Linked DNA regions of Homo sapiens: regions 2 and 3 are each linked to region 1. A link is a loop called in an ENCODE intact Hi-C map of the cell type or tissue named here. Cell type or tissue: PC-9. All regions are shown on one strand.

Region 1 (8,000 bases):
GGAAGGAAGAATAGAGGAGTGATACCTAAAGGGCATGGGATCTCTTTTTGAGGTGATGAAAGTGTTCTAACGTTGACTATCATGATATGTGCACACAACTATGAATATACTGACTATTGAATTATACACTTTAAATGGGTGAATTGGGTGGGGTTCAGTGGCTTCCGCCTCTAATTCTAGCACTTTAGGAGGCAGAGGCAGGAGGATCCCTTGAGCCCAGCAGTTCCAGACCAGCCTGGGCAACACATCATGACAGCCATCTCTACCAAAAACCAAACAAACAAACAAAAACAAAAAACAAAAACAAAAAAAGCCCGGTGTAGTGGTGCATGCCTGTAGTCCCAGCTACTTAGCAGGCTGAGGTGGGAGGATTTCCTGAGCCCAGGCGGTTGAGGCTGCAGTGAGCCATGACCGTGCCATTGCAATCCAGCCTGGGCAACAGAGTGAGACTCCGTCTCAAAAAAACTACAAAGAGGCCAGGCGCGGTGGTTCACGCCTGTAATCCCAGCAGTTTGGGAGGCCAAGGCAGGAGGATCACCTGCGGTCAGGAGTTGGAGACCAGCCTGGCCAACATGGTGAAACCCCGTCTCCACTACAAATACAAAAATTAGCTGGGCCTGTAATCGCAGCTACTCCGGAGGCTGAGGCAGGAGAATCGCTTGAACCCAAGAGACAGAGGTTGCAGTGAGCCGAGATCGTGCCAGTGCATTCCAGCCTGGGCACAGAGCAAGAATATGTCTCAAAAACACACATACACACACACACACACACACACACACACACACACACACCTCTAAATGGCGAATTATATATGTAGTGATATGTGAATTACACCTCAATAAAGCAGTTTAAAAAAATAATCGGCTGAACATGATGACCTTTCAGGATCAAACTGCAGATGATATTTAAAAACTATAAACCTGGTATGGTAGGTATATGGATGTTTACTATGCAATTTTATTTTTATTTTTATTTTTTAGGCAGAGTCTTGCTCTGTCTCCCAGGCTGGAGTGCAGTGGCGCAATCTCGGCTCACTGCAAGCTCTGCCCCCAGGGTTCACACCATTCCCCTGCCTCAGCCACCCGAGTAGCTGGGACTACAGGCACCCGCCACCACGCCCGGCTGATTTTTCGTATTTTTAGTAAAGACGGGGTTTCACTGTGTTAGCCAGAATGGTCTCGATCTCCTGACCTCGTGATCTGCCCGCCTCGGCATCCCAAAGTGCTGGGATTACAGGCGTGAGCCACCGCGCCGGGCCAGTTTGTTTGTTTTTTGACAGAAAGTCTCACTCTGTCGCCCAGGCTGGAGTGCAGTGGCATGATCTTGGCTCACTGCAGCCTCTACCTCTTGGGCTCAAGCGAGTTTCCTGCCTCAGCCTCCCAAGTAGCTGGGAATACAGGCGCCTGCCACCACGCCCGGCTAATTTTTGTATTTGTAGTAGAGACAGAGTTTCACCATGTTGGCCAGGATGGTCTCGAATTCCTGACCTCAAGTGATCCGCCTGCCTCGGCCCCCCAAAGTGCTGGGATTACAGGCATGAGCTGCTGTGCCCGGCCCCTTTTTCTTTTTCCTTCTTTCTTTCTTTTTCTTTTTTTTTTTTTCTGAGACAGAATCTTGCTCTGTCGCCCAGGCTGGAGTGCAGTGGCGCAATCTCGGCTCACTGCAAGCTCTGTCTTCCCGGGTTCACGCCATTCTCCTGCCTCAGCCTCCCGAGTTGCTGGAACTACAGGCACCCGCCACCTCGCCTGGCTATTTTTTTTTTTTTTTTTTTTGGTATTTTTAGTAGAGACAGGGTTTCACCGTGTTAGCCAGGATGGTCTCGATCTCCTGACGTCGTGATCCGCCCGCCTCGGCCTCCCAAAGTTCTGGGATTACAGGCGTGAGCCACCACGCCCGGTCTCTTTTTCTTTCTTTCTTTGTTTCTTTCTTTCTTTCTTTTTTTTTTTTTTTTGAGATGGGGTCTTGCTTTGTCATCCAGGCTGGAGTGCAGTGGCACAATCATAGCTCACTGCAGCCTCGACCTCCTGGGCTCAAGTGATCCTCCCACCTCAGCTTCCTGAGTAACTTGGACTACAAGTGTTCACGCCATCATGCCCGGCTGTTTTGTATTTTTTTGTAGAGACAGGGCTTCACCATGTTGCCCAAGCTGGTCTTGAACTCCTGGGCTCAAGCAATCCTCCCGACTTGACCTCCCAAAGTGCTGGGATGACAGACGTGAGCTACCGTGTCTAGCCGCCATAATTTCTTTCTTTTTTTTTTTGAGACGGAGTCTTGCCCTGTCACCCAGGCTGGAGTGCAGTGGCGCGATCTTGGCTCACTGCAACCTCCACCTCCTGGGTTCAAGCAGTTCCCTGCCTCAGCCTCCCGAGTAGCTGGGATTACAGGCGTCTGCCACCACACCCAGCTAATTTTTGTATTTTTAGTAGAGACGGGGTTTCACCATCTTGGCCAGGCTGGGCTCAAACTCCTGACCTCCTGATCCACCCACCTCGGCCTCTCAATGTGCTGGGATTACAGGCGTGAGCCACCGCACCAGGCCTATCGCCATAATTTCATTCAACCTCTCTGGTCCTCAGTTTCCTTATCTGTGAAATGTTACTGCTGAATTTGAGAAACCAAAGGGCCTTCTTCCAAATTCTAGTCGTGAGTTACGTAAGGTTCCTTAGTGAGGCTGAACGAGTCTTTGAACTTGAGCTTCTGCAGGCTAGAGGAAACACAGTAGTCCCTACCTGCTTCTTCCAGGTTCTAAGGTGGGTGAGACATTTTGATATTTTGGTCTTTGTCGCCCCCACGAGGCCTAGGAGGGTTCCCTGTCGCAGCAGGTGTCCAATAAAGATCAATCCGCCAGGTGCGGTGGCTCAGGCCTGTAATCCCAGCACTATGGGAGGCCGAAGCGGGCGGATCACCTGAGGTCAGGAGTTCCAGACCAGCCTGATCAACATGGAGAAACCCCGTCTTTACTAAAAATACAAATTAGCCCGGAGTGGTGGCACATGCCTGTAATCCCAGCTACTCGGGAGGCTGAGGCAGGAGAATTGCTTGAGCGCGGGAGGCGGAGGTCGCGGTGAGCAGCGCTGAGATCTCGCCATTGCACTCCAGCCTGGGCAACGAGAACGAAACTCCTTCTCAAAAAAAAAAAAAAAAAAAAAAAAAAAAAGTGAGAAAGATTTACTTGCCACCTAGGGTAACTGCTGGTCTTCTTTCCCCCGTTAGTCTCGCTCAGGAGGCGGGTAATCTATTTTAACTCTGCACCTGCTGGACTTTGTGAATGGGCAGTTTACTCTCTGGTCTCAGCAGCCCCATCGATAAAATGGGAATAACTTGTCTCCTTGTCAACAGCCAGATGGTGGTGATTTGCCAAATCTAAGACATCTATTTTCTTGCCTTGTTCTTCTTTATTTTTTCCTCTCAGTTTTAAAACTGGATAGTCCCAGGACTTCTCCCAAACCAGGATGAGTTGCTCACCTATTTTGTCCTCACTTGTATCCTTAAGTCCAAACTGTCATTACCTTATTGACCACCAGGGGGTGCCCTACACACGTAGTACTGTGGTTTAAGAAGACAGCTCAGGAGGAGGCAAAGAAAGAGGGCCCAGTTCCCAGCCTTGCCCTGAGTTCCTACAAACCTTCACGAGCCTGCTCTACTTCACACAGCATCATGTCTCACACTCAGCATCCTCCTGGCCCTATGATATGAACATGTGTGTGGTCCAGTGGAAAGGTCTTTTAAGTACTCCAGCAGCCTCTGCCAACACTGGCTAACCAGCTGGGTGGACGGTCACTGCCTCTCTGCCCACTGTTCCCAACATTTCCAGGAGTTGGCCCAGCATATCCTGGCCGGCTGAGAAGGCTGAGGCCACCTACTTGATTTTATTTATTTATTTTTTGAGACAGGGTTTCACTCTTGTTGCCCAGGCTGGAGTGCAATGGTGCCATCTCGGCTTACTGCAACCTTCGCTTCTTGGGTTCAAGTACTTCTCCTGCCCCAGCCTCCTGAGTAGCTGGGATTACAGTCACACGCCACCACGCCCGGCTAATTGTGTATTTTTAGTAGAGACGGGGTTTCTCCATGTTGGTCAGGCTGGTCTCGAACTCCCGACCTCAGATGATCCTCCGCCTCAGCTTCCCAAAGTGCTGGGATTACAGGTGTGAGCCACCCCGTCCGGCCTCTTTAGGTTATCTTTAGAGCTGGATATCATTTCCCTCCATCACATAGCCTTGCAGAGGGAAGTGACATCATTGTTAACCAAAATAAGTTACTGAGGCAAGAGCCTCAATCACTCCAGAGCTTATATATCCAGAGCTTGAGGGCAGACCTGGGAAAGGCAAGAGTCACAGAAAACCTCTGTGGCTTATGGAAAGGTTTTCAGGAGGCTTAGTATTTATACATTTCCTTAAAGGAGGGAAGGCAGGTGGGAAGAGGGTGACAGATGGAAGAATGATTGAGCTCATCGTTTTTGTTCTGTACCTGGGAAGATAAGCATTATCAGTGGGAAACCTAACAGACTTTAGTTTTAGGAGCTAGACTTAGATTGCAAACCTAAAGTTACAAGGGACATGTTCTTCTTCTTATTATTATTTTTATTTGAGACAGAGTCACTCTGTCATCCACACTGGAATGCAGTGGCGCCATCTTGGCTCACTGGAACCTCCAGCTCCCAGGTTCAAGCGATTCTCCTGCCTGGGCCTCCCAAGTAGTTAGGATTACAGGTGTGCGCCACCACGCCTGACTAATTTTTTTTTTGTATTTTTTTTTTTAGTAGAGATGGGGTTTCACTATGTTGGCCAGGCTGGTCTTGAACGTCTGACCTCAGGTGATCCGCCCGCCTCGACCTCCCAAATTGTTGGGATTACAGGCGTGAGCCACAGCACTCGGCCCATGTTCTTGTTTTATGGGAGGATGGAGGACAGCAAACAACAATGTGTACTGGTGGTCACGTGGAGGTACTTGAGGCGCTTTGTTTTTCTGTGAGGGTCTGGCTAACGTGTAATGCTTTGACACAAGGTTCTGAAGCAACAGCTGTTGATCTGGGAAGCAGATAGCAGTGTTGCATAACTCAGTCTCCAGGCTTAACCTTCCCTTTGGCATAATGAATTTGGCAGCCCTGAGACTTTTAAAATAAAAGTCTTTACATCCTACTAGCCAGCTTTGACTAGCAGTGTGATCCAGGGCCAATGACTGCCCCTCTATGGCCTTGGCGTTACCACCTAACCAATAGGGATACGGTACTCCATTTTCTTGCCATGGAGCAAATCAAGAGTTAGGGCCTGACTGTCTTCAACTGTCTCATGAGTTGAAGAATTTCAGCCCTCTGCCTTTGCTCTGTAGCAACAGACAAATCACTAGACCTTTCTGATTTCAGGTCCTATTTGTAGAAAGACTTTGTACTGTCTTTCCTACTCTAGAAAGTCTTTCCTGGCCGGGTACGGTGGCACACGCCTGTAATCCCAGCACTTTGGGAGGCCGAGGTGGGTGGATCACTTGAGGTCAGGAGTTCAAGACCAGCCTGGCCAACATGGTGAAATCCCCATCTCTACTAAAAGTACAAAAATTAGCCGAGGGTGGTGGTGTGTACCTGTAATCCCAGCTACTCGGGAGGCTGAGGCAGGAGAATAGCTTGAACCCGGGAGGTGGAGGTTGCAGCGAGCCGAGATCACACACTGCACTCCAGCCTGGGCAACAGAGCGTGACTCCGTCTCAAAAAAAAAAAAAAAAAAAAAAAAGAAAGAAAAGTCCTTTTTTTTTTTTTTTTTTGACAAAAGCCATCTCTGTTGTATTCCCTCCCTCAGCATCCGGCACGGCGCCAAATAGTGATTTCATTTTAACTTTTGTGTAGTGTGTGTGTGGAGTAGCAAGGTGCGCGACGCAGGAACCTTTCTCTTGTGGGTGCGTTTCTGGCCCGAGTGCTTTCCTGCTGCTCTCCGAATCCGGAAGCTGCTGGAGAAGTCGGAGCATCCCGGAAGTCGTCACTGCGGCCGCTTCCGGACGTGAAAGTTTGCTGCGTAGGGATAGGGAGACCGGGCCGGATTGCGGGGAGTGAGCAGGTTCAGCAGTGACGGCATTCTTAAGAGTCCTGCCCAAGTGAGGGACTTGGGGTGTGGGACAGAGTGGCCCCCAGGGCAGTGGGCGTTGGAAACTGAGAGGCCCTGCGAAGGAGGCTTGGGGAGGGGCTACGGTGACCAGGGGACGAGGTATAGGAAGAGGAGGGCGGAAAGCCTTGAGGGTGGGCTTCTTGGATCCCAATTGCCCCAGAGGCACAGGCCTGGGCATCACTGTATTATTTCCCGAGGGGAGAAGGGGCTATTTCCCATGGGAAGACAAAGTGGGATGAATAGTGGACCTTGAGAAGAGGGGGTGGCCAGGAAAAGGTTCCTGAAGGAGGCAGGACCCAGACTGCAGGCTGGGGAGGGTTTGGGCAGCCAGAGGGAGGTGAGGGTGCTGGAGCGGGGGTCAATCGGTCACTCCGGCCGGAGATCTGAGTGGCCTCTGCCCCCTCTGCGCTGTGGAGTGCATCTGATTGCCAGCCTCGCTGGACCGTTGAGAGGATTCATCGAGACCCTGGATATGAATATGCAGTGTGAACTGAAGTTTGGGGACATGAGTAATCAGTCACAGTGGCCCAAGATTTGAGGTGTAAATGGAGAAGTCAGAATGATTCGCTGCAGCTGTCTGGAACAGGTTGGGTGAGGGCAAGGGTGGGAAAGGTGGCTGAGGCCAGGTTGTGAGAGGCCTTTCATGGCAGGCTGAGGGGGTTATACTATAGGGAGGATTTTAAAAAGAGGAGCTGGTGGACTGGTGAGCAGGGCATATAGGTGACACCTAGCCAACTTGAGAGGTCAGAATACATGATTCCAGAAGGCTAAGGAGAAGGCTGCCAGTAGAGGAAAGGGGAAGAATTCCCAGGGCGAGGAAAACACATAAGCCTTTGCGTGTGGAGCTGTGTAAATTCAAGGTCTGGCCAGGGGGCTGTGAGATGCCGTGTGTGCTTGGAGCACAGGAATGAGAAGTGAGGTGAGGAAGTGGCTGGGCCACCTCACAAAGGGCCTCAAATTCTAGGCTGAGAAACTCGGACTTGGTCCTGAGGGTAAAGGGGGCCGGGAGAATGTTATGCATGGTGCTGAAGTTGCATTCAACACAGCTGTGAGAAGCATCTGTCAGGGTCAGGCCAGTGTGGGAGGGGAACTGGAGGCCAGGGTACCAGATATGGTGGTCCAGGTGAGAAGGAAGGGGCCAGAACTTGGCTTGGAGAACGGAGGTCAGTGCCCTCAGGGGGTGGAGGTGATGGAACTTGGTGCTTGTCTGGCTTTGGGGAGTGAGGGAGTGGGTGGAAATGGGGACGTCCAAAGTTCTAGATGGTGTGGCAAGAATTTTGTCTAGATGGTGTGGCTTCCTCATGATCATGTCTTGGGGTTGAGCAGGGGTTCTCTTTGGTGGGGAGCTGGGTAGGGAGGTAATGCTTCACTTTTGGATGGGGCGATCAAATTCATTCATGTATTCATTCAACCAATATCGAATTGATTCCTTACCGTTTCCTGAAAGACCTTTGATAGATTCTGAGGGTAGAATGTTGACCAGGATGGAGCTGGGCCTTGGAGAGTGGGGAAGGCAGGCAGTAACACAGCAGGCAGTAGATCAACGAGGCCATATCATGGATTGTGCTGTGGGATGTGAAGGAAATGAACAGACGGAGGACGCAGAGCAGGGCACCTGGAGCTACCACGGTCACTAAAAGCTGCTATGACCAAGTGTTCTGTGAGCTGAAACCTGAAGGCCAGGAAGGAGTCACTCTTGTGAGGGGCTGAAAGGAACATCACAGAGAGGGGAGGAGCTAGCACAAAAGCTCTCCAGATGGGAGAGGCTGGTGCACTGGGCAAGGGAAAGCCAGCACCATGGTGCCCAGAAGGGAAGGCAGCTGGGGGGCCAGTCTACGCAGGGCCTTGCAGAGTGTCTGGGTTTACTCTAAGGGCAGAGGGGAAGGTTTTGATCATGACGCACTGCAG
Region 2 (8,000 bases), 490 kb before region 1:
TGGGAGCCCCAGAGAAGTCAGATAACGTGCGCAAGATCACAAAGTAGCCGGCAAAGCTGGCACTGAGCCCTGGGCAGGGGCTTTCGGTGCAAGCGGCAAACCCGATCACGGCGCCACTCTGGGGTGGTTGAAGTTTCTGAGCCACAGCCCAGGCCAGAGAACATGGAGAAACAGGCGGGCTCCTGAAGGCAAGCCCCCACCAGCCTGCCGTCCTGTAGCTTATCATGAGAGGCAGGCTGTCTTGGCTATAGATGCGAGGGACTCAGCTGGAAAATTCTCACCCGCATTCCTGGCTTGAATTTAGGTAAAAGGCACAGCCCATCCTGAGCTCCAAGGCACATCACGGAGTTAACAAAATCTCCTAAACTTGGGGGAGGGAAGTCATCTTGTCTGGCTTCCTTGGTAACACCTGTCAGATGCTACAGGCCACGGCAGCCACGAAAAGTGGGTTCAGTGACATGTTTCACAAAGAAGGCAGCAGAGGCCCAGAGAGGGGAAGCCACTTGCCCAAAGTCACATAGCACTGGAGCTGAGACCCGGAGTATCTGCCCACCCAGATCTGGGTGTGAGCTCCTTTATCCCCCTGTCTCACACCCAGGCCCCTACACCCCGAGCCCCCCACAGCACCTACCGGAGCTGTTCCTCCCCCATGTAGTCAATGTCCAGAGGCTTCTTACGCTCGGAGAGGATGCGCACCTTCATCTCCCGCCCCGTCTGCCGCTTACCACGCTTCTGTTCTGCCTGAGGGTGGGGGAGGCGGAACAGTAAACTGGGGGCCACATCCCACAGAGCACTGCCGTGTCGGGACCCACACGTCGGATCCCACAGACCATTTCCATGTTGGGACCACAGGTCTGCACCCCAGGCCCATCTCCTTCAGACCTAGGAGTCCAGCCCCACTCCCTCCTCCCTCAGATTCAGGAGGAGTCCAGACCCCCAGTCCCTTCTCTTAGACTGAGTCCAAGCCCCAGACCCTCTCGCATTAGGAACCAGAAGTCTGGCCCCCAGCCCCTCCTCCCTCAGCCCAGGAGTCCAGACCCCAGCCCCTCCTCCCTCAGACCCAGGATTGCAGGCCCCGAGCCCCTCCTCCCTCAGACCCAGGAGTGCAGGCCCCCAGCCCCTCCTCCCTCAGACCCAGGAGTCCAGGCCCCCAGCCCCTCCTCTCAGACTGAGTCCAAGCCCCAGACCCTCTCGCATTAGGAACCAGAAGTCTGGCCCCCAGCCCCTCCTCCCTCAGACCCAGGCGTCCAGGCCCTCAGCCCCTCCTCCCTCAGCCCAGGAGTCCAGGACCCCAGCCCCTCCTCCCTCAGACCCAGGCGTCCAGACCCCAGCTCCTCCTCCCTCAGACCCAGGAGTTCAGGGCCCAGCCCCTCCTCCCTCAGACCCAGGAATCCAGGCCTCAGCCCCTCCTCCGTTAGGAACCAGAGGTCTGGCCCCCAGCCCCTGCCCCCTCAGAACTCAGACCTCAGGCTCCTGCAGGCTGACTCACCTTGACCAGGTAGCCGCCAAAATGGGCCCCCATGTTGGACAGCACCTTCTTTTTCTTGGCATCATCCTCTGCCCGCTTCTTGGCCTCTTCCTCTTCCTTCCTCATCTTCTCCTCCTGTGGGAAGTAAGGGGTTAACCTCATGGACTCCCCTGTAGGACTGAGGGAGGAGGGCCCTGGGATGTGGAACTGGGGCACAGGGATCAGCAGACCCAGTGCCGCAGAGGCTGCTGGGACATCAGAACCAGCAGAAACGCAGGGGTACCCACTCCCGGCCCTGCCACGTCTCCCCGTGTGACCACCTACAAGTCCCTTCCCCTCTGTTTTTTTTTTTTTTTGAGACGGACTCTCGCTCTGTTGCTCAGGCTGGAGTGCAGTGGTGCGATCTTGGCTCACTGCAACCTCCGCCTCCCGGGTTTAAGCAATTCTCCAGCCTCAGCCTCCTGAGTAGCTGGGATTACAGGCACCCGCCACCGCGCCCAACTAATTTTTGTATTTTTAGTGGAGACGCGGTTTCACCATGTTGGCCAGGCTGGTCTCAAACTACTGACCTCAAGTGATCCGCCTGCCTCGGCCTCCCGGAGTGCTGGGATTACAGGCGTGAGCCACCGCACCTGGCCCCCTTCTCTGGGTCTTAATATCCTCCCAGAAAAAATCGAAATGAAGGAGAAGAAGAAATGCCTGCTTTTTCTGCATGTCTCCACCCTGAAATAGCCGATAGTGAACTCTGCTGTACGACCTCACTCCAGATGCTCAGCCTGTCTGGGCCACAGTCGCCCTTAGTCTCAGGATATGAGAATGTCTGTTTTGAGGGGGTCAAGGGAAGTAACTGGTGATAAGACCAGGGACTGGGGAGATTAAAGAGGCTGATGGCCTTGAGCCTGAGGAAGGGGTTCTGGAATATTGAGCGAAGGCATTACGACATTCGAGAAACTCTTCATTGAATGTTCCAGAAACAGTGGTTTGTCCAGGCTGAGCCCCGTCTCCTTATGGTGGACATGAGGCTTTTTGTACACCCAGCACTCCGTACCTGAATTAGTTTCCTTTCTGTTTTTGAGATGGAGTCTCGCTCTGTCACTCAGGCTGGAGTGCAGTGGTGCAATCTCTGCTCTGTTCACTGCAACCCCCACCTCCTGGGTTCAAGTGATTCTCCTGCCTCGGCCTCCCAAGTAACTGGGATTACAGACATGTGCCACCATTACCAGCTAATTTTTGTATTTTTAGTACAAACAGGGTTTCACCATGTTGGCCAGGCTGGTCTCAAACTCCTGGCCTCAGGTGATCCACTTGTCTCGGTCTCCCAAAGTGCTGGGATTACAGGCGTCAGCCATCGCGCCTAAACTTAGTTTCCTATCACTGCTGTAATTTGCAAATTTAGTGGCAGAAAAACAATGCAGATTTGTTATCTTACAGCTCTGCAGATCAGACATCTGAAATTGGTCCCCCTGGGCTGGAATCAAGTTGTGAACAGAACCAATTTATTCTGGAGGTTCTAGGGGAGAATTCATTCCCTTCCCTTTTCCAGCTGCTGCCTGCATGTCTGGGCCCATGGACCTTCTTTCATCTTCAGAGGCAGCCATGCAGCATCTTCAAATCTCTCAGTCTGACCCTCTGGCCTTCCTCTTATAAGGACCCTTGTGATGATCTTGCCCTTCCCCACAGGTAATCCAGGACAACCTTCCCATCTCAAGATCTTTAATTTAATCACATCTGCAAAATCCCCTTCACAGCTGGGTGACGGGCAGGTGGCTGTAATCCCAGCTACTCGGGAGGCTGAGGCAGGAGGATCACTTGAGCCCAGGAGTTTGGGAACAACGTGGGCAACATAGAAAGACCCTATCTCAAATAAAAAAAAATAATAATAATAGTAATAATGATGACAATGGCCAGGCATGGTGGCTCATGCCTGTAATCCTAGCACTTTGGGAGGCCAAGGGGGTGAATCACCTGAGGTCAGGAGTTCAAGACCAGCCTGAACCAACATGGAGAAACCCCATTTCTACTAAAAATACAAAAATTAGCCGAGCCTGGTGGCAGGTGCCTGTAATCCCAGCTACTCAGGAGGCTGAGGCAGGGGAATTGCTTGAACCAGGAGGCGGAGGTTGCAGTGAGCTGAGATCGCGTCACTGCACTCCAGCCTGGGTGACAGAGCGAGACTGTCTCAGAAAAAAAAAAAATTAAAATTAAAAAAAAAGGGAAAAGAAGAAAATGGAGAATCCAGGCCGGGCACGATGGCTCATGCCTGTCATCCCAGCACTTTGGGAGGTGAAAGCAGGTGGATTGCTTGAGCTTAGGAGTTGAAGACCAGCCTGGACAACATGGCAAAATGCTGTCTCTACAAAAAATAAAAAAATAAAAAAAACTAGTGGGGCAGAGTGGCGCAGCCTATATAGTTCCAGCGACTCTGGAGGCTGAGGTGGGAAAATCATTTGAGCCCAGGAGGTCCTAGTTATAGTGAGCTAGGATCACACCACTGCACTTCAGCCTGGGTGACAGAGCAAGACCCTATTTCCAAATAAACGAATAAAAAATAATAATAGGCCGGATGCGGTGGCTCACACCTGTAATCCCAGCACTTTGGAAGGCTGAGGTGGGCGGATCATGTGGTCAGAAGATCAAGACCATCCTGGCCAACATGGTGACACCCCATCTCTACTAAAAATACAAAATTTAGCCGGGCGTGGTGGTGCGCACCTGTAGTCCCAGCTACTGGGGAGGCTGAGGCAGAAGATTCGCTTGAACCTGGAAGGCAGAGGTTACAGTGAGCTGAGATCGTGCCACTGCACTCCAGCCTGGGCGACAGAGCTAGACTCCGTTTCAAAGAATAATAATAATAGTAATAATAATAATAATAATAATAATAACAAAATGGGCATCCGGCTGAAGAAGTAACATTTGGGCTCTCAGGGCAGGGGAGGCACCCACCGCCAGCTTAGCCTGACGTTCGCGTTCCTTCTCAGTTCTGAAGCGCTGTTGCTCGGCTCTCTCTGACCGGCGCCGCTCCTGGGAAACGGAGAAGCATAAGGGGGTGCAGGGACGTACCCCCAGTCTTCCTTCCCCAGAGTAGGCTAATAAACAGATTGGAGTGTGGCCACCGACTTGGGTGAATTCGCGAAAGCCTAAGGCTCAGCTCTGTACTAGGAGGAAAACTATTATCTGCATCTCCCAAGATGCAAGGGATCCACATGGAGGGAGGAAGACCGGGGGGAACCCGGACTCTCGGCTCACAATGCGCTCCTTCAAGGCAACCAGCTCCTCTTCCTCCTTCTTCCGCTGCTCGAAATGTACATCGATGAGTGTCTGCAGCTCCAGCAGGTCTTTCTCCATGCGCTTGCGGTGGATGTCCTGCAGGACACACGGGCAGCCCGTCCTAGGAGACCCTGGAGGGGGCAGCAGCCTCCCAGCACCTCCCCCATGCAGGATGGTGAACTGAACCGTTTCCCAGGACGGTATCCAGCAGGTGGCAGCAATGCCTCGTGTTTGACACTAATCAGCTCTTCCAAGGACAGGCTTCCCAAAGACGGGAGTGGGGAGTGGGGACCGGCGCCTTTTTTTTTTTTTTTCCTCCCAGGCTGGAGTGAAATGGCGCGATCTCGGCTCACCGCCACCTCCGCCTCCCAGGTTCAAGCGATTTTCCTGCCTCAGCCTCCCGAGTAGCTGGGATTACAGACACCTGCCACCACGCCCGGCTAATTTTTGTATTTTTAGTAGAGACGGGGTTTCACCATATTAACCAGGCTGGTCTCGAACTCCTGACCTCAGGTGGGTCACCTCAGCCTCCCAAAGTGCTGGGATTACAGGCATGAGGCCCCGCGCCCGGCCGGCGCCTTTTCATGATTGACACAAAGGCCCCTTAAAGACTAGCAACTGCGCCTGCGGAGGGGTCTCTTGTCACTTACATCGAAGTCAACGCGCTCCCCTTCTGGGATCTTTGGCGGGATCAAAGGAGGCACCACGGGGCGGCTGAGTGGACAGAAACACAGAGACCATGAGTGGCCCGACCTCCCTGAGCCACCTCCCACCTCCGGGATGTGCCGTCCAGTGAGGTAGCCGCCAGCCCCGGGAGGCTCCTGAACGTGGAGGGTCCCAGCTGAGGCGGGCTGTCAGTGAAACACACAAAAGAAGGTAAAATACCTCACTACTCATGTTTTTTTGGTTGTTGTTGGTTTTGTTTTGTTTTTTTGACGGAGTCTTGCTCTGTCACCCAGGCTGGAGTGCGGTGGCGCCACCTCGGCTCACTGCAAGCTCCGCCTCCTGGGTTCACGCCATTCTCCTGCCTCAGCCTCCCGAGTAGCTGGGACTACAGGCGCCCACCACCAAGCCTGGCTAATTTTTCTGTATTTTTAGTAGAGACGGGGCTTCACTGTGTTAGCCAGGATGGTCTCGATCTCCTGACCTCGTGATCCGCCCGCCTCGGCCTCCCAAAGTGCTGGGATCACAGGTGTGAGCCACCGCGCCCGGCACTAATCATGTTTTATACTGATTACATGTTGAAATGATAAAACATTATATAACAGATTAAAAAAACTGTGCTATGAAAATTAATTTTTCCTATATTGTTGTACTTTAAAAAATATGCCTAGTAAGAATTTTTTTTTTTTTTTTGAGACAGAGCCTCACTCTGTCACCCAGGCTGGAATGCAGTGGCGCCATCTCTGCTCACCACAACAACCTCCACCTCCCAGATTCAAGCGATTCTCCTGCCTCAGCTTCCCGAGTAGTTGGGATTACAGGCGCCTGCCACCACGCCTGGGTAATTTTTGTATTTTTAGTAGAGACGGGGTTTCACCATGCCGGCCAAGCTGGTCTTGAACTCCCGACCTCAGGCGATCTGCCTGCCTCAGCCTCCCAAAGTGCTGGGATTACAGGCAGGAGCCCCTGCGCCCAGCCATTTTTAAATTTTTTGTAGAGATGGCGTTTCACAGCCTGGGCGCGGTGGCTCACGCCTGTAATCCTAGCACTTTGGGAGGCCAAGGTGGGCGAATCACTTGAGGTCAGGAGTTCAAAACCAGCTTGGGCATCATGGTGAAACCCCATCTCTACTAGAAATTAAAAAAAAAAATTAGCTGGGCATGGTGGTACGTGCCTGTAATCCCTGCTACTCAGGAGGCTGAGGCAGGAGAATCGCTTGAACCCCGGAGGCAGAGATTGCAGTGAGCCGAGATCGTGCCATCGCACTCCAGCCTGGGTGACAGAGGGAGACTCTATCTCAAAAAAAAAAAAAAAGAGATGGCGTTTCACTATGTTGTCCAGGGTGGTCTTGAACTTCTGAGCTCAAGTGATCCTCCCGCCTCAGCCTCCCAGAGTGCTGGGACTATAGGCGTGAGCCACTGCGCCCAGCCTTTAGTAAGAAATTGTAAGTGACGTGTGTGGCTTGCCATCTATTTCTATTGGGTGGTGCCGCTCTGAGGCTCAGCCCTCAGCCTGCTCTGATTTCCTGCCACTTCCTTGGAATTCTCTTTTCTGGGTTTCTGAGACAGTGAAGAGCGATTCCAAGATGAAGCAGACAGGACTTAGGGGATGCTGGGCAAGGGGAGGGAAGAGGTGAGGACAATCCCCAAGGGTCTCTGGGCCAGGGGGCCAAGTGTACAGCAGGGCCGTCATCTCCATCTTGGAAAAGTCGATAAGCTCCATCAGGGCGTCATGTGTGGGAATAAAATATGGCTTACCATATTGTACAGGAATGAATACCGGCTTGCCTCCCACCCCTCTGGCTGTTCCATCCCTATCTCCTGCCCCGACAGCCCCGTGAGCTGCCAGTGAGCTTTCCTTTTCCCTTTTCTCATCATCAATGCCATTCACTCCAATGACTTCAGGTATCATCAACTGCTGAGGACTCGCCAACTGTCTCTGGTCCAGACTCTCTCCTAAGCCCCAGACTCAAGCTAACAGGTATCTCCTGAACTTTTCCCACCTTCCCACACATGACGTCCTGATGGAGCTCACCAACTTCTCTGAGAAGGAGATGGCAGCCCCACTGTCCACTTTGTTCCCCAGCCCAGAGACCCTTCGGGGTTGTCCCCATTGCTTCCCTCCCCTTGCCCAACAATCCCCAAGTCCTGTCCCTTTGCCTTGGAATCCCTCTCAGTCCATTCCCCCACCCCACCCCACCCCCTTTTTTTTTTTTTGAGATGGAGTTTCACTCTTGTTGCCCAGGCTGCCGTGCAATGACACGATCTTGACTCACTGCAACCTCTGCCTCCCGGTTCAAGCGATTCTCCTGCCTCAGCCTCCCAAATAGCTAGGATTACAGGTGCCCACCACAATACCTGGCTAATTCTTTTGTATTTTTAGTAGAGACAGAGTTTCACCATGTTGACCGGGCTGGTCTCAAACTCCTGACCTTAGGTAATCCGCCCCCCTCAGCCTCCCAAAGTGCTGGAATTACAGGCATGAACCACTGCGCCCGGCCCCATTCCCTTATTTTTATTTATGTTTTAGAGACAGGGTCTTGCTCTGTTGCCCAGGCTGGAGTACAGTGGTGTAATCATAGCTCACTGCAGCCTCCAAATCC
Region 3 (8,000 bases), 440 kb after region 1:
GTAATCCCAGCACTTTGGGAGGCCGAGGCAGGTGGATCACCTGAGGTCAGGAGTTCGAGACCAGCCTGGCCAACATGGAGAAAACCCCATCTCTACTATAAATATAAAAAGCAGCTGGGCATGGTGGCGCACGCCTGTAGTCCCAGCTACTTCGAAAGCCGAGGGAGGAGAATTGCGGGAACCTGGGAGACGGAGGTTGCAGTGAGCCGAGATTGCACCACTGCACTCCAGCCTGGGTGACAGAGCAAGACTCCGTTTCATTCATTCATTCATTCATTCATTCATTTAGAGACGGAGTCTTGCTGTGTCACCCAGGCTGAAGTGCAGTGGTGCGATCTCAGCTCACTGCAAGCTCCGCCTCCCGGGTTCACGCCATTCTCCTGCCTCAGCCTCCTGAGTAGCTGGGACTACAGGCGCCCACTACCACACCCAGCTAATTTTTGTATTTTTAGTAGAGACGGGGTTTCACTGTGTTAGCCAGGATGGTCTCAATCTCCTGACCTTGTGATCCGCCCGCCTCGGCCTCCCAAAGTGCTGGGATTACAGATGTGAGCCAGACTCCATCTCAAAAAATAATTGTTATTTTCTGTAGAGATGGACTCTCGCTGTATTGCACAGGCTGGAGCCTATTTGCTCTTAGAGCCTATTGTTTTTAGGCTAAAACCTGGACAACATGTTACTGTACTGAATACTGTAGGCAACGGTAACACAACACTAAGTATTTATATATTTAAACGTAGAAAAGTTACAACAAAATACCAAAGAAAATATTTGAAGATGGTATACCTATATGGGGCACTTACCATGAATGAAGTTTGTAGACATGGAAGCTGCTCTGGGTGAGTCGGTGTGTGAGTGGTGGGTGAATGTGAAGACTGGGACGTTACTCTACACTGCTGTAGACTTTATAAACACTGCACACTTAGGCTACCATAATTTATAAAATATTTTTCTTTCTTCAAGAATAAATTAACCTTAGCTTACTGTAACATTTTTACTTTATAAACTTTTATTTACTTATTTTTGAGACAAAGTCTCACTCTGTCGCCCAGGCTGGAGTGCAATGGTGTGATCTCGGCTCACTGCAACCTCTGCCTCCTGCGTTCAAGCGATTCTCCTGCCTCAGCCTCCCGAATAGCTGGGACTACGGGCACCTGCCACCACGCCCAGCTAATTTTTGTATTTTTAGTAGAGATGGGGTTTCACCATGTTGGCCAGGCTGGTCTTGAACTCCTCACCTCAGGTGCTCCATCTGCCTCGGCCTCCCAAAGTGCTGGGATTACAGGTATAAGCCACTGTGCCCAGCTAACTTTTAATTTTTTTTTTTAATTTTTTGACTCTCGTAATAACACTTAGCTTAAAACACAAACATAGATCAGACACGATGGCTTACACCTGTAATCTCAGCACTTGGAGAGACTGAGGCAGGAGGATCACCCTTAGGAGTTCAAGACCAGCCTGTACAACATAGACCCCACCTCTACAGGAAATAATTATTTTTTAATTAGCCGGGCATGGTGGCACATGCCTATAGTCCCAGCTACTTGGGAGGCTGAGGTGGGAGGATCGCTTGAGCCCAGTAGTTCAAGACTGCAGTGAGCTATGTTCATACCATGCTCTCCAGCCTGGACAAGAGAGCCTGACTGTCTCTAAACACACACACACACACACACACACACACACACACGCATGCACACATGTGCATTGTGCAACTGTATAGAAAGATTTTCTTGCTGTACATCCTTATTCTATAATCTTTTTCCTAATTTCTTTAACGTTTTAATTTTTGATTAAGAAAGACACACACACACATTAGTCTAGCCTGCACAGAGTCAGGATCGTCAAGATCCTTCTCTTCTAACTCCGTATCTTGTCCCCCTAGAAGGTCTTCAGGGGCAGTGACATACATGGGGCTGTCTTCTTCTATGACAACGGTTCTTCTGGGTTCCTCCAGAAGGACCTGCCTGAGGCTGCTCTACAATTAATCGGTTTTTTTTTTTTTGTAAGTAGGAGTATGCTCTAAAATAACGTTTAAAAATTATAGTATACCCAGGGGCCGTGGCTGACAATTATAATCCCAGCACTTTGGGAGGCTGAGGCGGGCAGATCACTTGAGCTCAGGAGCTCAAGACTAGCCTGGGCAACATAGTGAGACCCATCTCTACCAAAAATACAAAAAAATTAGCCGGGTGTGGTGGTATGTGCCTGTGGTCCCAGCTACTCAGGAGACTGAGGTTGGGGGATCGCTTGAACCTGAGACGCAGAGGCTGCAGTGAGCCAAGATTGCGCCACTGCACTCCAGCCTGGGTGACAAGGCAAGACTCCATCTCAAAAAAAAAAAAGTATAGTAAATACATGAACCAGTAACATAGTCATTTATTACCATTATCAAGTACTAAGTGCTGTACATAATTATATGTGCAATGGCGTGATCTTGGCTCACTGCAACCTCTGCCTTCCAGGTTGAAGCGATTCTCCTGCCTCAGCCTCCCGAGCAGAATAGCTGAGACTACAGGTGTGCACCACCATGCGCGGCTAATTTTTTGTTTGTTAGTTTTGTGTGTTTTTGTTGTTGTTGTTTTTTGAGACAGAATCTTGCTCTGTCTCCTAGGCTGGAGTGCAGTGACAGGATCTCAGCTCATTGCAGTCTCTGCCTCCTGGGTTCAAGCAATCCTGCCTCAGCCTCCTGAGTAGCTGGGATTACAGGCACGTGCCACCATGCCCAGCTAATTTTTTTATCTTTGGTAGAGATGGGGTTTCACCATGTTGGTCAGGCTGGTCTCGAACTCCTGACCTCAGGTGATCCGTCTGCCTCAGCCTCCCAAAGTGCTGGGATTACAGGTGTGAGCCACCATGCCCAGCTAATTTTTTTATTTTTAGTAGAGACGGGATTTCACCTTGTTGGTCAGGCTGGTATGTGCCCAACTTTTATACCATTGGCAGCACAGTTGGCCTGTTTACCACATCACCACACGCATGTGAGTTGTGCATTGCACTGTGATGTTACAAGGCCTATGACAGCACCAGGTCGAAGACATTTTCCAGCAGCATAATCTTATGCGACCATCATGGTCCGTGCAGCCCATTGTTTGGAATGTCATGCAGCACATGACTACACGCACACATACAGAATATTGATTCTGCTTCTCGAAGAACCCTAATGCATTTTCCACACTGGCAGATTGTCTGTCTTCTAAGCTACAGCAGCAACCAAATATCATGAATGCTTTTTGGGTTCCTAACTCTAGTTGGGAGTCCCAAGTGACTTACTGTGGTTAAGCCCCCAGAATGAGTTGTCAAGGTTCAGGCTCTGTTGATGATGAGGAAGAAGAACCAGGACCACCTACCAGTTACCTCTATTTGACAGTCACTTGGCTCAGTTCTTTGGCTTGGGGGTGTGTGTGTGTGTGTTTGAGACAGTCTTGATCTGTTGCCCAGGCTGGAGTGCAGTGGTGTGATCTTGGCTCACTGCAACCTCCGCCTCCCAGGTTCAAGCGATTCTCCTGCCTCAGCCTCCCGAGTAGCTGTGATTACAGGTGCATGCCACCACGCCCGGCTAACTTTTGTATTTTTAGTAAAGACAGCATTTTGCTGTGTTGGCCAGGCTGGTCTTGAACTCCTGACCTCAGGTGATCTGCCCGCCTTGACCTCTCAAAGTGCTGGGATTACAGGCGTGAGCCACCGCACCTGGCCTTTGCTCAGTTCTTTGCGTAAGTTATCTCCTTCAATCTTCAAAGTAAATATGCGAGATAAACATCATTTACCATCTTTAAAGGACGAAAAAGCTGGAGCTCAGAAAGGTTGGTCTCTTGAACAGGATGGTAAGACTCGTACGTTGCTGACCAGGACCCTAAAGTTTTTCCCCTACCACCACCATATACTCTTCATGAGCCATCCTTTCCCAAATAACCTAAACACACACACACATAAGGAAACAGCACTTGCTATACAAGCAAGTCCAGCTTCAAGACAAGCCCCAGGCTCCGCTCACCATGCAGAATGCTGGGCCTAAGCTCCTCCTGTGTGGAATGCTGAAGAAATCACCACCCTTGATGCAAAACGAGGCCTGTCTCAAATCAGCTTGTGGTGACTGAGGCAAAGGTGGGAATGGGGAGTGACTGTCTAATGGATACAAGGTCTCCTTTTTGGATGACAAAAATGTTTTGGAACTAGACAGAAATGATGGTTCTACAACACTGTAAATGTACCAAATGCTAACTGAATTGTGCACTTTAAAATGGGTTCATTTTGTTATGTGACTTTTACCAGATGAACAAAAACACTGTCTATCTAACACAGATCCATGCCTTTACATGGTATGTTATATAATAACACTTTACCGTCCTTTATCCAGGACCACGACTTCATTTCACAGACACTGCAGTTCTCAAGAATCCAGGTGGTGGCAGCAGAGAGCTGAGAGAAACCAGCACTTCCCTACCGGCCCTAAGGAAGGTCCGGAATAAGAATATTGACCTTGCCCAGTTGCAGTGAGCATTTCTGTATTGCACCAGTCACAGTGGCGAATGCAGCTAAGGAGAGGCAGGTAGATGGAGCCACAGAACCAGATGTGGTCTGGGCAGTGTTTCATCCCACCAGGAATGACAGTGCATCTGCAGCTCCCAGAGGGCTCTCTGACACCCTACCTCCAACTGTGAGCAATCATCTTTACCTCCTCATCCAGAGGAAGGAGGCCAGCGGGATGCAGAGCCTCAGCAGCTTCAGCCCAGGCTCAGGGCTGAAGTGGAGAAGCATCCAGGCCAGTTCTGGCATTGGTGGAACCAGCTGGGCCGGGGGTTGCCCCAGGTAAAAGGAACAGGACCCATCACTGAGACCACAGGACAGAGAACACTGAGAATATAGACTCAGGTGAGATGCACGGTTGAGGCTCGTTTGGTTTCTGAGAACCAGCATGTTGGATTATACCCAGAATAACTAATCCTTTGCCCAATTTTCCCATTTTCCCTCCCAGACACAAAATAGGACTTACTTTCCGGCTCCCTGAAAGCTGGGCATGGCCATGTGCCTTGCTGTGGGGGATGAACCCAGAGCAGAAGAAGTGTGTGTCGCTTCTGGCTGGAGACTTCAAGAGCAGTACACGATTTGCCAAGTCTCTCTGCCTGGCCACGGCAAATGGTGAGTCCCAGAGAGTTGACAACGTGGAGCAGAGCTCCCCGCAACCCATGGCAGGCACGGAACACAAACAAGATAAAATGTTGAGTGTTGTGAGCCCCTGACATGGGGGCTGTTTGCTTGCAGCATAACCGGTCCTATCCTGACACACGCTTGGGGTTGGGGGTCACAAACTCAAATGCCAGGCAGGCGATGTGAGGGACCACGTGGGAAAGAGTGGGTGAGGACTTGTTCAAACACAGGTGACAGGCTGGGTGTAGCGGCTCACGCCTGTGATCCCAGCCCTTTGGGAGGCCGAGGCGGGCAGATCACCTGAGGTCAGAAGTTCGAGACCAGCCTGGCCAACATGGCGAAACCTCATCTCTACTAAAAATACAAAAATTAGGCCAGATGCAGTGGCTCACACCTGTAATCCTAGCACTTTGGGAGGCTGAGGTGGGCGGATCACCTGAAGTCAGGAGTTCAAGACCAGCCTGGCCAACGTGGTGAAACCCCATCATCTCTACTAAAAATACAAAAAATTAGCCGGGCGTGGTGGCTGGAGCCTGTAATCCCAGCGACTCGGGAGGCTGAGGCAGGAAAATCACTTGAACCCGGGAGGCAGAGGTTGCAGTGAGCCGAGATCACACCACTTCACTCCAGCCTGGGTGAAAGAAGCTCCATCTCAAAAATAAAAATTTAAATTAAGGCAGATGCCGGGCTGTTTACCAGTCCAGCTTTTCTGTACCTCACCTCCGATTTCTGTACATCTTTCCCTTTTTTATGTCTACAGATCTTGCACCACATGGTCGCGCTGGAGTCTCTGTGAATCGGCTGTGATTCTGGGGGCTGCGTGATTCGCGAATCATTCATTGCTCCATTAAACTCCTTTAAATTTAATTCGGCTGAAGTTTTTCTTTTATCAGAGAGGAGACATGTGAGACATGTTCCTTCTCTCTCTGCCCAATTTTCCTGTTTTCCTTCCCAGGAGGACACAGGGAGAAGGCCACCGTCCGCACGCTGGGAAGCAGCCCTCACCAGACACCAGACATGCCAGCACCCTGATCTTGGACTTCCATCCTCCAGAACTGTGAGAAATTAGTGTCTGTTGTTTAAGACACACACACTACGTATTCTCTTAGAGCAGCCTGAACAGACTAAGCAGGGGTGTCCAAGGTAGAGAATACAGTCATAGGTTCTCAGTTTCTGTTTGCGGTTGGACCAGTAAAGACCCTTCCTCATCCCTCTTTTCCACTTATCACTAGAGACAGAAACTAAAATCCATGATTTCAGGCTGCTAAAAGCCTAAAACAGAACAGCAACAAAATAAGGTGGGTTGGACGAGCTTGGTCTACAGCAGTATGTTTTATTTGGTTCTCATGGAGGTATTCCACTGTTTTTCTTTCAACATACTGTTGCTGGCTTGAATCATGGAGATATTAAGGAAGAAAGTCTAATAATTATGATGTTACATGTTACTAAATCTGTCTTGCCAGCTTCTCTATTTAAAAAAATATATATATCAGGCCAGGTGCGGTGGCTCACGCCTATAATCCCAGCACTTTGGGAGACTGACGGGGGCAGATCACTTGAAGCCAAGAGTTTGAGACCAGCCTGGCCAACATGGTAAAACCCCATCTCCAAGAAAAATAAAAATTAGCCAGGGTGGTGGCGCACACGTGTGGTCCCAGCTACTCAGGAGGCTGAGGCACAAGAATCACTTGAACCTGGGAGGTGGAGGTTGCAGTGAGCCAAGATCATGCCACTGCACTGCAGTGTGGGTGACAGAGCAAGACTCTGCCTCAAGAAAAAATAAATAAAAAATGAAGGCCGGGCGCGGTGGCTCACGCCTGTAATCCCAGCACTTCGAGAGGCCGAGATGGGCAGATCACGAGGTCAAGAGATCAAGACCATCCTGGCTAACACGGTGAAACCCCGTCTCTAAAAATACAAAAAATTAGCCCGGCATGGTGGTGGGCACCTGTAGTCCCAGCTATTCGGGAGGCTGAGGCAGGAGAATGGCGTGAACCCGGGAGGCGGAGCTTGCAGTGAACTGAGATCATGCCACTGCACTCCACCCTGGACAACAGAGCAAGACTCCATCTCAAAAAAAAAAAATGAAAGCTCTGGCATCGTTAGGTCTGACTTCCTACTGGTGACCACAGTCAGTGTAAGCTGGAAACGGAGCTCCTTTCTCCTGGGCTACAGTGCTCTGGTTTCCCCACTCTACCATCTCACACTGGCTCCCTTATTAGCCTGGTGCTCTCTCCAGCCCCGTAGGATGCACTTGTAACCCTGAATCCACCCCATGCACGGAGCTGGATGGTTTGGGCACAACTCCCTCTTTTGGCTTTAGTTGAAACACTCATTCCAGGCTCTTGGTTTTACAAATGAGAAAATGGGGTTTAGCAAAGAGAAATGAGTTTTCAAACCAGAGGCCAGTGGTTAGGCTGTGCAGCCACCTCTGCTCTCCTCCCCTCCCTGTGTCAGCAGGGATATTCCGGAGCCTGGTCTGAAACTGCTGAGCTCGAAGGGCTTGGATCCAACAGTGCTGATCATGACCACGGAGGTATGGCCTGGTCACTAGGGAGAGAGCTGAGCTCGAGGGGCTTGTGTCCAACAGTGCTGATGACCACAGCGGTGTGTCCTGGTCACTGGGAGCGGCTGGGCTCTAGGGGCTTGTGTCCAACAGTGCTGATGACCACAGCGGTGTGTCCTGGTCACTGGGAGCGGCTGGGCTCGAGGGGCTTGTGTCCAACAGTGCTGATGACCACAGCGGTGTGTCCTGGTCACTGGGAGCGGCTGGGCTCGAGGGGCTGGTGTCCAACAGTGCTGATGACCACAGCGGTGTGGCCTGGTCACTGGGAGCGGCTGGGCTCGAGGGGCTG

The links. A loop is a pair of places that touch in the nucleus more often than their neighbours do. Peaks named below come from ENCODE experiments on the same cell type or tissue, not always from the same donor. Only the 100,000 strongest peaks of a DNase experiment are listed, where the experiment ranks them.
Region 2: it touches region 1 in a loop (15-fold over the local background); 17 of 110 quality-filtered maps call a loop at or near these places.
Region 3: it touches region 1 in a loop (3-fold over the local background); 7 of 110 quality-filtered maps call a loop at or near these places.

What each region holds. Positions count from the first base shown.
Region 1 is chr19:55,629,035-55,637,034 of GRCh38, forward strand. It overlaps LOC107983998 (a long non-coding RNA gene), which reads left to right and starts at 5,969. Exons shown (of 2, transcript NR_171683.1): 1 at 5,969-6,678. It also overlaps a transcript of ZNF581 not described here. RefSeq lists enhancers at 5,924-6,143, 6,214-6,303 and a silencer at 6,423-6,590. In PC-9, CTCF peaks have their summits at 2,777, 3,535 (motif pointing right) and 3,734; DNase peaks (open chromatin) are centred at 2,777, 3,527 and 5,957; H3K4me3 peaks cover 2,704 bases; H3K27ac peaks cover 1,031 bases.
Region 2 is chr19:55,136,472-55,144,471 of GRCh38, forward strand. It overlaps TNNT1 (troponin T1, slow skeletal type), which reads right to left. Exons shown (of 14, transcript NM_003283.6): 7 at 5,386-5,449; 8 at 4,715-4,831; 9 at 4,412-4,489; 10 at 1,490-1,603; 11 at 632-741. Among named protein-coding and RNA genes, the nearest start is that of TNNT1, 8.7 kb to the right of the region's middle. RefSeq lists enhancers at 4,801-4,860, 4,990-5,494 and a silencer at 5,078-5,303. In PC-9, CTCF peaks have their summits at 4,932 (motif pointing right) and 5,135; a DNase peak (open chromatin) is centred at 4,950.
Region 3 is chr19:56,072,207-56,080,206 of GRCh38, forward strand. LINC01864 (long intergenic non-protein coding RNA 1864) reads left to right here. Exons shown (of 4, transcript NR_110741.1): 2 at 4,355-4,869; 3 at 4,973-5,136; 4 at 5,906-6,595. Among named protein-coding and RNA genes, the nearest start is that of LINC01864, 9.5 kb to the left of the region's middle. In PC-9, CTCF peaks have their summits at 4,414 and 4,615; a DNase peak (open chromatin) is centred at 4,425; H3K27me3 peaks cover 702 bases.